Regions from separate parts of the Homo sapiens genome. Here region 1 is linked to region 2. Evidence: read pairs that join two places in POLR2A ChIA-PET (ENCODE). Cell type or tissue: B cell. All regions are shown on one strand. Each heading gives the region's core, and the rest is flanking DNA. Links, peaks and the distances in the headings are about the cores only.

Region 1 (5,632 bases), core at 1,633-5,632, 350 kb before region 2:
GTGCCTGTAATCCCAGCTACTCGGGAGGCTGAGGCAGGAGAATTGCTTGAACCCAGGAGGTGGAAGTTGCAGTGAGCTGAGATCGTGCCACTGCACTCCAGCCTGGGCAACAGAGCGAGGCTTAGTCTCAAAAAAGAAAAAAAAAAAAAAAGACCTATTGTATGTCTCTGAAATTATCTCTGAATTACACTGTGTTGGTGACAAAAGCAAGGTACAGAAACATGAATAAAAGAAAGGTGACATTAAAATATTAATATTTATAATTGGTACGAAAAAGCATAGTACAGAAGTGAGAATCATCATTAGTCAACATTTTATTGAGTGCCACACACTGCTAGCTCTAAGGGCTTTAGAGGTATGAAGTTGCTGACTTCTCAAGTCCATGAGGTAGGTGCTATTACCATCCCATTGTACAGACTAGCAAACTGAGGCACATGGAGGTGAAATCACTTGCCCAAAGCCACTTAGCTTGGGAGTGACAGAGTTCAGATTTATACCCAGGAACTTTGCCTCCAGAGTCTGTAATCATAACAACCTCACCATATTAGGTACTACTTGTGTAGAGTGAAAAATAAATGACACACACATGCATATGGCTGGTACATAACATCAAATGTGCCTGGGAAGACCTGAGACATCCATCCATGATCTGAGTGTAGGAGAAAGACTTACTTTCCACCGTACACTCTTTAGTACCTGATGAATTTTTTAGCACACACTTTTTTCTTTTTTTTTTTTTTCTGAGACGGAGTCTCGCTCTGTCTCCCAGGCTGGAGTGCAATGGTGGGATCTCGGCTCACTGCAACCTCCACCTCCTGGGTTCAAGTGATTCTCCTGCCTCAGCCTCCCGAGTAGCTGGGATCACAGGTGCGTGCCACCGCACCCAGCTAATTTTTTTGTATTTTTAGTAGAGACGGGTTTCACTGTGTTAGCCAGGATGGTCTTGATCTCCTGACCTTGTGATCCGCCCGCCTCGGCCTCCCAAAGTACTGGAATTACAGGCGTGAGCCACTGTGCCTGGCCCTTTTTTTTCTCCTAGGACAGGGTCTTGCTCTATGGCCCAGGCTGGAGTCCAGTAGTGTGATCATGGCTCACTGCAGCCTCAACCTCCTAGGCTCAAGTGATCCTCCTGCCTCATCCTCCTGAGTAACTGGGACTACAGGTGTGCGCCACCACACCCAGCTCATTTTTAACATTTTCTGTAGAGGGGTCTTGCTATGTTAACATGTCCAGGCTGGTCTCCAGCTCCCGGGCTCAAGCGATCCTCCTGCCTCAGCCTCCCCAAGTGTTGGGATTACAGGCATGAGCCGCTGAGCCTGGCTTTTTTAATGTCTTGGACCAAAAAGGACTTGCTTTTCTTCCTGGAGGTATTTGGAAGGAGAAACAGTGAGAAATGAACGCCAGCTCACATAGGCACCTAGCTGCCCCGAGATGACTTTAGCTCAAAGTCAGCTGTGACATAGGTAAGGAACCGAGAAGGTTGGGAGGCTGAGAAAGGGCTAGACAACAGATATTTCTGAGCTCCCATAGGAAAAGATGCCCAACCAAAACCTTGTTCAAATCCCAGTGTTCCACTTTCTGTGTGACCTTGGGCAAGTATTTAACATCTCTGGACCTCCTTCCCCCATCTGTAAAATGTAGAGAATGTATCAGGGGCTTGGAATCGTGCCTGGCACATAGTATATCCAATATACATATTTTCTTTTTCTTTTTCTTTTTCTTTTCTTTTTTTTTTTTTGAGACAGGGTCTTGCTCTGTCACCCAAGCTGGAGTACAGTGATGCAATCACAGCTCACTGCAGCCTTGACCTCCCAGGCTCAAGTGATCCTCCCACTTCAGCCTCCTGAGTAGCTGGGACCACAGGTGCACACCACCAAACCCAGCTAATTTTTGTATTTTTTGTATTTTATGTTGCTGAGGCTGGTCTTGAACCCCTGGGCTCAGGCAATCCTCCTGCCTCGGCCTCCCAAAGTACTACGATTTGCTAGGATTATAGGTGAGAGCCACTATGCCCAGCCCCTATGACTTTTTTTTTTTTTTTGAGACAGAGTCTCTGTTTCGCCCAGGCTGGAGTACAGTGGTGTGATCTCGGCCCACTGCAGCCGCCACCTCCCAGGTTCAAGCAATTCTGTCTCAGCCTCCCAAGTAGCTGGGACTACAGGCATGTGCCACCACACCCAGCTAATTTTTGTATTTTTAGTAGAGACGGGGTTTCACCATGTTGGCCAGGCTGGTCTTGAACTCCTGACCTCAGGTGATCCACCTGCCTCGGCCTCACAAAGTGCTGGGATTACAGGCGTGAGCCACCTGGCCTGCCCCCTATGACCTCTTGATACACCCCTGGGTGTCCCTTTTGCCCCACACACCCACCATATTCTAAAGCAGCCTCAGCGTCTCCGCTAAAACCTGCTCTTTCTCTCAGGGATAACTGGCCACTCTGTGGGACATTCCCTAGCCGCGTCCCTCCAGTCTGTGGGGGCTATGGCCTGTCCACTTGGCTCCTGAGTGTGCCCGCACTCACCCCTCCTCCCTTCCATGGCTCAGCCCAGGCCCATCGTCTCCCTCTTCATTCCTGCCTCAGCCTCCCACAGGCACCCAGCCTCAGTACCCGCTCTGCTCCACCTCTCCAGAGCAACTAGGGGGATCATCCTAAAACCCAAACCTAACCATGACCCACTCCTACTCTAAACCCTTCCATGGCTCTCTAGGGCCCTCAGGAAAGAGACCAGGTTCCCATGCTGGTCATTTAAGGACACTAACGGGTGCTCGTGCGCACCCCTCTGCCCTCCTTCCCTCTTTCCCTGCATACCGTTCATACTAAACTGCTTGTCAGAAGCTGGTGGCCAGCATGCTTTTCCATCTCCAGGCCTTTGCACACAGCTCCTCCCACCTGGTATGCCCTCTCCATGCCTTTTCTACTTGTCTACTGTTGGGACCCAGCTCAAATGCCCCAGCCCTTTTTAAAATTTTTATTTTTGTAGAGATGGGGTCTTGCTATGTTGGCCAGGCTTGTCTCAAACTCCTAGCCTCAAGTGATCTTCCCACCTTGGCCTTCCCAAGGTGCTGGGATTACAGGACTGAGCCACTGTGCCCCGCTTCTTTCCTTCTTTTCTTTTCTTTCTTTCTTTTTTTTTTTTGAGACGGAGTCTTGCTGTCACCCAGGTTGGATGCAGTGGCGCGATCTCGGCTCATTGCAGGCTCCGCCCCCACCGGGGTTCACGCCATTCTCCTGCCTCAGCCTCCCGAGTAGCTGGGACTACAGGCGCCTGCCACCTCGCCTGGCTAATTTTTTGTATTTTTAGTAGAGACAGGGTTTCACCGTGTTAGCCAGGACTTACTTTCTTTCTTTTTCTTTTTTTCTTTCTTACTTTTCTTTCTTTTTCTTTTTTCTTTCTTACTTTTCTTTCTTTTTCTTTCTCTCTCTCTCTCTTTCTCTTTCTTTTTCCTTCCTTCCTTCCATCTTTCCCTTTCTTTCTTTCTTTCTTTCTCTCTCTTTCTTTCTTTCTTTCTCTCTTTCTTTCAGACAGGGTCTCACTCTGTCCCGCAGGCTGGAGTGCAGCAGTGCCATCATAACTCACTGCAGCCTCAAACTCCTGGCCTCAAGTGATCCTTCCACCTCAGCCTCTGAAGTAGCCAGGATCACAGGCATGCACCACCACACCCAGCTAATTTTTAGATTTTGTGGTTGTTGTTGAGATAAGGCCTCACTGTGTTGCCTAGGCTAGTCTCAAACTCCTGGCCTCAAGCGATCCTCCTTCCTCAGCCTTCCAAAGTGCTGGGTGTATAGGCGTGAGCCACCACACTCAGCCTGAAATCCTTTTGAAGTTGTATTATGATGATCACCATTTTACAGATAAGGAAACAAAATCAGAGAGGTAGTGTGACTGCCCAAGGACACAGGCCAGACGTGGCTAAGTTGGGATTTGAGCTCAACCAGGCTGATTCCAGGGCACAACATACAAATGTGGACAGCTCTTACAATGGTGTCATGGTTAAGGGCAGCACCTCCCATGCCATTCAGATCTGGGCTGGGGTCCTATGTCTGTTTCCTGCCTGCCAGGCTGCTGAGGAAGAGTCTATCGCCCAGGCCTACACCAGGGGTCCCTCCATGGGTCCTGCTCCCTGGAGACACCTGAGAAAAATGAGTCAGGTACAACTTCTTCCTGCCTATTTCTCATAGTTCAGGTCTTAGTTCGATGTCCCTTCCTCTAGGAAGTCCTCCCTGACTTTCCAGGCTGGATTGGGCCTAGTCCCTATGCTTCTCCGACTTCAGCCCTGACCACTCTGCCTGTGCTTTCAACACCTCACCTCCTCCATTAAAGTCCTGACCATTTTGGGCCATCACTGTCTGGGGACAGGTCTGTCCACCTCACTGGACTGCAAGCTCCATAAGGGCAGTTCTCCACCCCCAACTATGTCTCCAGCACTGTCTAGCACAGGGCCAGCACACAGGAGGGGTTTAGGGGCAAATTCTTCTATTCTTCCCATTTGGCAGCTGAGGAAATCAAGGCTCAGAGACGGGCAGTCACTTGTCCAGGGTGTAGCGACCAATCTGGTGCCTGAAATGAGGTCTGAGCCCACAGCCCAGTAGAATCAGCAGTTGACGAGTGGTTAATTGAGAGACACAGACGGAACATGAAAGAGAATGAGAAACAGAGACAGCAAGAGGGAAAGACAGAGGCAGCGAGAATGCCAGAGAGCCAGAGAGACACAGTGTAAAGAGGATGAGAGAAAGGACAGAGAACAAGGTTATGTTGGTGCCCAGTGGAGCCCGGGACATGGGGACAGGGAGTGCTGCCCTTCACATCCCAGCCAGATGCTGGGAAACAAAGGAGAGACGGTGGACGGCAAGGCCTCAAGATCACCTGCTGTGCTCGTGGACATTCCTGTACAGCCAGCTCTGGTCGCCTGGACCCCTCAGTCCCAGGCCAGGCACACCCAAGCCTGGCAGAGGCTGCCCCAGCTACCTGGGGATGGAAGCGTAGTCGGTGTGGGAGCTGGCAGAGAGTTGCTGGTGCGACTCCGGCTGGGGGCCCAGGATGTCCACCCGATCGTCCTCATCCGCATTGAAACTGGCAGGGCACGGAGGGGGCAGCAGGATGAGCTCCGTGAGGCCGTGGAGGTCGGACACGTGGCGGAAGGTCTGCAGCACCAGCACCATGGCCACCAGGCCCAGGAAGAGGTAGACTGTAAAGGCGGAGAAGGGGCGTTGGTCATCCTGGGGCTCAGATTTTCCAGGCGGGGCCGCAGTTCTACTGGACCCTGCAGGGTGGGGTTGGATCCCTTTTGGAAGTCCCAGAGTGGGACTGTGAGCCTTTAACTCCCCCAGGGACAGGGCTAGGTCCTCCTCAAAGCCCTGCCCTAGCCACCCAGCTCACCTGTGACCAGCACCTTGTAGAGGGCCCGGTAGGGCTGGCCAGGGGCCTCCCCGGGCACGTAGTCGCCCAGGCCGATGGTGGACAGAGAGATAAAGCAGAAGTAGAAGGCATCCAAGAAGCTCCAGGCCTCCTCGAGGTGGGCAAAGATCACAGCCGGCACCAGAAAGCAGACGGTCACTACGACCCCCAACAGGGCCACCAAGTGCCAGCAGGCCGCCCGCCGGGGGTCCCAGCCCCAACGCATGCTCAGCCAA
Region 2 (8,040 bases), core at 2,499-6,498:
TGTACTCATGACTTCTGAAAGGAGATGTGAGAAACAGGTCACAGTGGCTGCTTCTGTGAAGGGTTTGGGTGTGGAAGGGAAACTGCCTTTTTTTCTGGTTTTGTTTTTGAGACGGGGTCTCTGTCACCCAGGCTGGAGTGCAGTGGTGCGATCACAGCTCACTGCAGCCTCAACCTCCTGGACTCAAGCAGATCCTCCCACCTCAGCCTCCCGAGTGACTGGGACTGTAGCCCTGAGCCACCGTACCCAGCTAATTTTTAAATTTTTTGTAGAGACAGGGTCTCACTATGTTGTCCAGGCTAGTCTGGAACTCCTGGACTCCAGTGATCCTCCCGCCTCAGCCTCCCAAAGTGTTGGGATTATAGGTGTGAGCCACCGTGCCTGGCCTTTTTATTTTTAAATATTGTACTATATGCAAATTAATAAAAATAATATTGTTTTAAACTTAGTACTAGAGAGAGAAAACAGGCTGTGCATGGTATAGAAGGACAAACCCAAGCTTTGGAGCAAGAGACCATGGCCAGAATCCCACCTCAATTTCTCACTTGCTGTGCACACAACAGGCAAGTTATTTTCCCTCTCTGAGCCTCAGCACAATGGGGATCATATACTGGCTTCATGGGCCATTGTGAGGAGTCCATGGGTTAATCCCTTTGCACAGCTCAGGCACCTGGAAAGTGGTGGCTATTATTATCTTTGTTATTAAGAGTCATTCATGGGGAAAAGTCCCTCTCCAAAGGAAGGCCCTAAACATAACTGTGGCTCTGAAACTCCCCTAGAGAGCCCGCCCAGTCCCACGGCCCATCGCCCAACTGTCCACATAATAGATGCCTTGTGACGTGAGGAAGCTCATTTGTATTAGCGACTGCATTCCACAGAGATGCATCCTGGAGCCACGTCTGCACATCCTGTTCAACAGAGAAGGCAGCCAGCTCCCCAACTCTGGGTCTGCCCTCAACTGTCACACCGGACAGGCTGCAGGACCATGCACCTATTAGATAATTTAGTCCCCATTTATTAAACACCTACTGTGTGCATGGACACCCCTCTGAACCTCATCCTGGAGACTAAAGGTACAAACATGGATTTCTTTAAAATAACTAGTGGGATGCTTTTGTTGTGTGTTCCATAAAACTCTTGCACTTCCCTGTGTGTTTATTCATTGAGGAAACATTTACGAAGGACCTCCTAAAGGCCAGGCACTGTTCTAGGCATTTAGTTTTAACCAGGACCCTCAATTTCTGGACTACAGGACCTGTGAGGAGGAGACCGTGCAAATCACTGTCCCTTCTGTGTCTTCTGTGCTCAGCAGAGGCCATGGCACAAAGCAGGGAAGTAACCAACATTTGTTGAGTCCAGTTACTGAGCATGGAGGACACGGGCGCTCTGGACCTGCCTGGAGCCTGGAGTCTCTGCCCCAACTTCTGGTGACAGCAGCCCACTTTTCCTGGGGACAACTGTTTCTCCCTCGTTCCTCCTACTTCTGTGGGGGGGGGCGTGGAGGGGACTGCCAATCATGGGACCTGCCCACCCACCTGATCCAAACTGGGCCAATGGCTTCCTCTTGCTCAGGGATTTCAATTTCAAGCTGCCAATAAAAATAATAATGAGGCCGGGTGAAGTGGCCCATGCCTGTAATCCCAGCACTTTGGGAGGCCAAGGCAGGACCTCAGGATCACCTGAGGTCAGGAGTTCAAGACCAGCCTGGCTAACATGGCAAAACCCTGTCTCTGCTAAAACCACAAAAATTAGCCGGGCATGGTGGTGCGTGCCTGTAGTCCCAGCTACTTGGGAGGCTGAGGCAGAAGAATCGCCTGAACCCAGGAGGTGGAGGTTGCAGTGTGCCAAGACCACACCACTGCACTCCAGCCTGGGCGACAGAGCAAGCCTCCATCTCATAAAAAAAATTTTTTTTAATAAAATAAAAATAATAATGGTAGGCTAGGTGGGTGAGGTGGCTCATGCCTGTACTCCCAGCATTTTGGAAGGCTCAGGTGGGTGGACTGCTTGAGCCCAGGAGTTCAAGACCAGCCTGGGTAACATGGCAAGACCCTGTCTCTATAAAAACATACAAAAAATTAGCCGGGGATGGTGGCACATGCCTATAGTCCCAGCTACTCAGGCGGCTGAGATGGGAGGATCACCTGAACCCAAGAGGTTGAGGCTGCAGTGAGCTGTGTTTGTGCCACTGAACTCTAGCCTAGGTGACAGAGTGAGACCCCATCTCAAAAAAATAATACTAATAGTAATAACCACAGCACTTAATAAAAATAATAGCAGCTAGTATATATCTAGCCACATACTCTACACTACACACTGTTCTAAACACGTCTCAAATATCAACTTACTGAATCCTCAAAGCAACCCTCCGGTTCTCATTCCCATCTTATAGCCGACAAACTGATGCACAGAAAGCTTGAGATGCTTATGAATAAGGAGTGAGGTTGGGATTCTCACCCAGGAGGCGGGCTGCAGTGTCTAAGCTCTTCAATGCAGGGCCCTAAAAAAGTGCCCAAGAATATCCACTGAGAGACACCCCAGAGCTGCTCGACCCTTTTAGGGCCTCAGGGTGCCTGAGTTGATTTCTGTTGCTTGCAACCCAAGAACCTGGATTGATAAAGCAGATCACTTACTGGGTTTCACACTTTCTGCCAGACTGGCCGGCACTGCTTCCCAGTGCTGCAGTGCGGGGGCATCTTACAAATATTTTACAAGTTGGAGTCAGTGATCAGGGCATTCAGGGGCAGCCTGCATCTCCAAGAGCAGCCATCTTTCCACCCCAGGGAGAGAAACCCAATAAGAGACGTACAACAAGACGAAGACCCAAGGAAATCCCCTCCAGGACAACCCTCCCCTGGGGCGCCGTGGGCATGTTTGGTGGAACACTCCTGTGCATAGGTCAGTCAGCATCCCTGGCCCCCACCACTCATTGTGAGACCAACTCCCCATTTCTTTTCTTTCTTTTTTTTTTTTTTAAGACAGAGCCTTGCTCTGTCACCCAGGCAGGAGTGCACTGGTGCAATCTCAGCTCACTGCAATTTCCACCTCCTGGGTTCGAGTGATTCTCGTGCCTCAGCCTCCCAAGTAGCTGAGATTACTGGCGCCCGCCACCACGCATGACTAATTTTTCTATTTTTAGTAGAGATGGGGTTTCACCATGTTGGCCAGGCTGGTCTTGAACTCCTGACCTCAAGTGATCTACCCGCCTCGGCCACCCAAAGTGCTGGGATTACAGGCGTGAGCCACTGCGCCCGGCCAACCCCCCATTTCTGAATGCCTCCTGGGGGTGGTAGCCAGAGGCTGCACCCCTGACTCCCACAACCAAGTCTGTGTCTGGCAGTCCCTGTCAAGCAGTCCTCTAACTTGGATTCTGGCCTGGGTGGGGTGATTTTTTATTAGCCATCTTTAGACCTACAACATACAAATTTTAATTTTAATGACTAATTAAACCTATAGAGCCCTTGCCACAGGCCAGGAGCTGTTCTAAAGTTTTACATATAGTAACTCATTTAATCCACCAGTGACATCCACCAATGAAATGGGCACCATGACCAATATCACTCCCATCTTACAGATGGGGACCCTGAGCCTGGACACACTGTGACGTGCTGGTGGGTGGGGAGCCTCGACTTGCAGCCGTCTCCTCAGAGTTCAGTGGGAGTGAGGACTGGGGTGATGTGTCTAGGGCTTTCCAGTTCCCCCTGGAAGTGCTCTGTTCCCTCTCTGCCACCATTCAGCTCTAGGCTCGGCCTACACGGTGCCTCCTCGGGAAGCCCTCCTTGCCATCCTCCTTCCTGGTCCCCGGGTCAGGCCCTGGGTTCCGCACATTAATATGCTCTCCTCGCTCTCTCTCTGTTTCCTGTTTGGTATGTATCACAGCTGCAGTTGGGACTCTGAAGTTATCTGTTGAATGCCCAAGTCTCTTGCGTCCCCTCCAGGCTGTCAGTTCCACGACGGCCGGGATTTGCTTAACGATGTTCCTGTGTCCAGCAGCCCAGATCTGGAGTCTGGTAGGCACCGTAGAGATTTGCTGAGTAACAAATTAACTACTTTTTTTTGCATTTTTTGTAGAGGTGGGGTTTCACCATGTTAGCCAGGATGGTCTTGATCTCCTGACCTCGTGATCTGCCCGCCTCAGCCTCCCAAAGTGCTGGGATTAAAGGCGTGAGCCACCACACCTGGCCACAAATTAACTACCCTTTATAAATTCATGTTTAAAACTAGGATAAGGGAGAAGGGCTGGCCTAGAATAATGGGGAATGGAGAGATTCCACAAGAGCCACCTGTGTGTCTGATGGTGCTGTTGGGGAAGGGGATGTACCACTGGGTGTTAGAACAGAGGGAGGGGAGGCTGGGATGGCACAATCACGTCAACTCAAAAGTCATCATCAGTAACAAAGATTCACGAAATGAAAGCATGAAGGAAAACACAAACTCCTCTGTCCAGGCTGTCAAGCCTTCTGCTCCTGCATCTCACCCTCTGCCCTCATGACAGTACCGGCTAGAACCAGACTCTCTGTTCAAACCCCACCTCTGCCATGAATCAATACTTTTTTTTTTTTTTTTGAGACACGGTCTCACTCTTGTTCAGGCTGGAGTGTAGTGGCACAATCATGACTTGCTGTTGCAGCCTCAACCTCCCAGGCTCAAGTGATCCTCCCACCTCAGCCTCCTGAGTAGCTGGGACTATAGGCACGTACCACTGTACCTGGCTAATTTTTTTGTAGAGATGGGATCTCACCATGTTGCCTAGGCTGACCTTGAACTCCTGGCTCAAGCAATCCTCCTGCCTCGGCCTCCCAAAGTGTTGGGATTACAGGTGCAAGCCATCATGCCCAGCCACAAATAAGTAACTATATGATCTTGAGGAGGTCGATGAGTCCCTACACATCAGGAAAGTGGGGTATGGCAGGACCCATCTCATAAGGTTGATGAAAACAAATACTGCCAGGCACCCAGGAAGTGCTCAATAAAGTCCAGCTGTTACCAATGTTAGATCAGCATCATGACCCTTCAGCCTTTACAACCAGGACAATGGGGAAGTCACTTTGCCTCTGGGCTGCCCATGTCCTGTTAATTTGCTGCCGGAGGCCTGAGCTGCCCACTCTCTGTTGCTGATCTTCCTGGGACTCCAGGCCAACACATCAATCCCTCTTCTGCCTTGGGTGATCGAGGGTGGAGTCTGACACATAGAATCAAGAGTTCCAATATAGCATCACCATCCAGTCATCTGAGAAGCCAAACCACACATCTTACTGCACAGTAAAAAGGCACAGAGAGGTTGTATCAAATGTTTACCTCTCATAACTTCAACTAGGATCCCCTTACCCCTCACTAAAGGACAAATAATTTAAGCAGAACAGATACCCAGCATTCCACTTCCTAAGCATTTGCTCTGGTGTGAGTGTGGGATGGGGGACAGGCATACGCTACTCCCTCAGGCAGCCTCAGTTCTTCGTCATGCGAGCAGCACTCTCAGAGTGCTGAGAGGCGTTTTAGTGCTTCAAGATGCGCCCCCCTCCCGCTTTTTTTTTTTTTTTTTTTTGGCCAGGCACAGTGGCTCACACCTGTAATCCCAGCACTTTGGGAGACCGAGGTGGGTGGATCACCTGAGGTCGGGAGTTCGAGACCAGCCTGGCCAATATGGTGAAACCCCGTCTCTACTAATATAAAAAATCAGCTGGGCATGGTGGCAGATGCCTGTAACCCAAGCTACTTGGGAGACTGAGGCAGGAGAATCACCTGAACCCAGGAAGCGGAGGTTGCAGTGAGCCAAGATTGCGCCACTGCACTCCAGCCTGGGTGACAGAGCAATACTCTATCTCAAAAAAAAAAAAAAAAAAAGATGCGCTTTTTTTTCATACACCATGGTCCCCAAAGCCAAACTAACTCCTCTGGCAGGTGCTTATGAGAAGAACACGTGTTCTGACCTGGGTGAGAAAGTGGCTGCACAGTGTGTACTGCAGTACAGTATTGACTTCTTGTCCCCCAATACCTATCCTCCCCCCTTTCCTTTAATAACGGAACCCCTATATTTTAGCCAGGCACCTGATTGACTTGAATGAGGACTACATTTCCCAGCCTCCCTTGCAGCTAGCTGTCGCCATGTAACTAATCAGGATCACAGGGAAGGAGTGAAGGAAATGTGTGCAACTTCTGGGTCATGCTCTTTGAAGCAGGATAGAATTCAGGAGCTCCACTAATTTGGGGGGAAGGGGGCAGAATTACCTCTTTATTTTCACTAATCTCTAACAGAAATTCAGCATTTTCTTCAATTAGGAATATAGGCAAACTATAGTTTTCATGCTTACAAATTTGTCACCAACAGAAACCACAGGTATATTATCACATTGCAGTTTTGTTGGTTTATTTTGTTGAGGCAGGGTCTCCCCATGTTGCTCAGGCTGGAATGCAGTGGCACAATCACAGCTCACTGCAGCCTCAAAATCCTGGGCTCAAGGGATCCTCTCACCTCAGTCTCCCAAGTAGCTGGGACTACAGGTGCACACCACCATGCCCGGCTAAGTTTTTAAATTTTTTGTAGAGATGGGGCTTCAGTATGCTGCCCAAGCTGGTCTCAAATTCCTGGCCTCAAGTGATCCTCCCACCTTAGCCTCTCAAAGCACAGGGATTACAGGCATGAGCCACCACACCCAGCCCACAGTTCTTACAAACGTCTCAAAATAGCACTTATGCCCTTTGTTACTTTGGAATTATGGTAGTTAGATCTGCCAATGGATTTTGCCACACTATATCACAAATTTATCTTCGTATTTCAAAAACTACATTTTAAGACAATTAGTTTCCTTTGTCATCCTACATTTTATAAACTTAAAAACACAACTGAGAGAAAAAGATGTCAAAGGGCCCATGACACACACACACACACACACACACACACACACACACACTAGGTATCTCTGCCTTATTCCTAAAAAAGCTAAACATAGTTACCACATGACTTAGTAACTCCACTCTTAAGTATGTAGATATCCAAGAGAACTGAAAAATATCTTTACACAAAAACTTATATATGAATGTTTATAGCATTATTCATAATAGCTAAAACGTGGAAACAACCCAAAGGTCCATCAGGTGATGCCTGGATAAGCAAAATGTGGTCTATCTGTACAACAGAATATTATCCAACCCAAAAAGGAATGAAGTACTGATTCATGCACAACATGGGTGAACCTTAAAAACATGACACTCAGGCCGGGCGTGATGGCTCACACCTGTAATCCCAGCACTTTGGGAGGCTGAGGCGGGCGGATTGCCTGAGCTCAGGAGTTCGAGACCAACCTGGGCAACACAATGAAACCCCGTCTCTAATAAAATACAAAAGGAATTAGCTGGGCATGGTGTCACACGCCTGTAATCCCAGGTACTCAGGAGGCTAAGGCAGGAGAACTGCTTGAACCTGGGAAGCGAAGTAGCAGTGAGCCGAGATCGCGCCACTGTACTCCAGCCTGGGCAACAGAGCAAGACTCTGTCTCTGCAAAAAAAAAACCCCAAAAAACAAAAAACATGACACTCAGTGAAAGAAGCCAGACAGAAATGGATACTGCATTATTCCAATTACATGAAATGTCCAGAACAGGCAAATACATAGAGACAGAAAGATTAGTGGTGCCAGGGGCTGAAGGGATGGGAAAATCACAGGGCAGAATCAGGGAAGCGGGAATGGGTTCAGGGTTTCTTTTTGAGGTGGTGATCATGTTCTGCAAATAGATTGTTATGATGATTAAAGAGCCTGGAAAATACACTGAAAACCATCAAATGTTTTAAAAGGGCAAATATGCCAGGTGCAGTGGCTCACACCTGCACTCCCAGCACTTAGGGAGGCAGAGACAGGAGGATCACTTGAACCCAGGAGTTTGAGACCTGCCTGGGCAACAGAGTGAGACCCCATTCTCCAAAAAACAAACAAACAAACAAACAAACAAAAAAAAGCATGGGAGGTGGGGGAGGAATAAATTTTTAAAAAAGGGCAAATTTTAACACACATAAATTATATCTCAAAAAAAAACACAACTGCCT

What was found. Peaks named below come from ENCODE experiments on the same cell type or tissue, not always from the same donor. Only the 100,000 strongest peaks of a DNase experiment are listed, where the experiment ranks them.
Region 1: POLR2A ChIA-PET joins it to region 2 with 11 read pairs; 2 of 35 experiments call an interaction of 5 or more read pairs at or near these places.

The regions. Positions count from the first base shown.
Region 1 is chr19:38,326,735-38,332,366 of GRCh38, reverse strand. It overlaps KCNK6 (potassium two pore domain channel subfamily K member 6), which reads right to left. Exons shown (of 3, transcript NM_004823.3): 2 at 5,379-5,632; 3 at 291-5,187. The coding sequence ends at 4,964. Among named protein-coding and RNA genes, the nearest start is that of CATSPERG, 6.3 kb to the left of the region's middle. In B cell, for the core only: no CTCF peak of the experiment used is centred there; no DNase peak of the experiment used is centred there.
Region 2 is chr19:37,971,040-37,979,079 of GRCh38, reverse strand. All of the region lies in intron 1 of SIPA1L3 (signal induced proliferation associated 1 like 3), which reads right to left. Among named protein-coding and RNA genes, the nearest start is that of SIPA1L3, 68 kb to the right of the region's middle. RefSeq lists enhancers at 615-724, 765-874 and a silencer at 4,986-5,045. In B cell, for the core only: a CTCF peak has its summit at 3,944; DNase peaks (open chromatin) are centred at 2,829, 3,869 and 4,339; H3K27ac peaks cover 3,671 bases.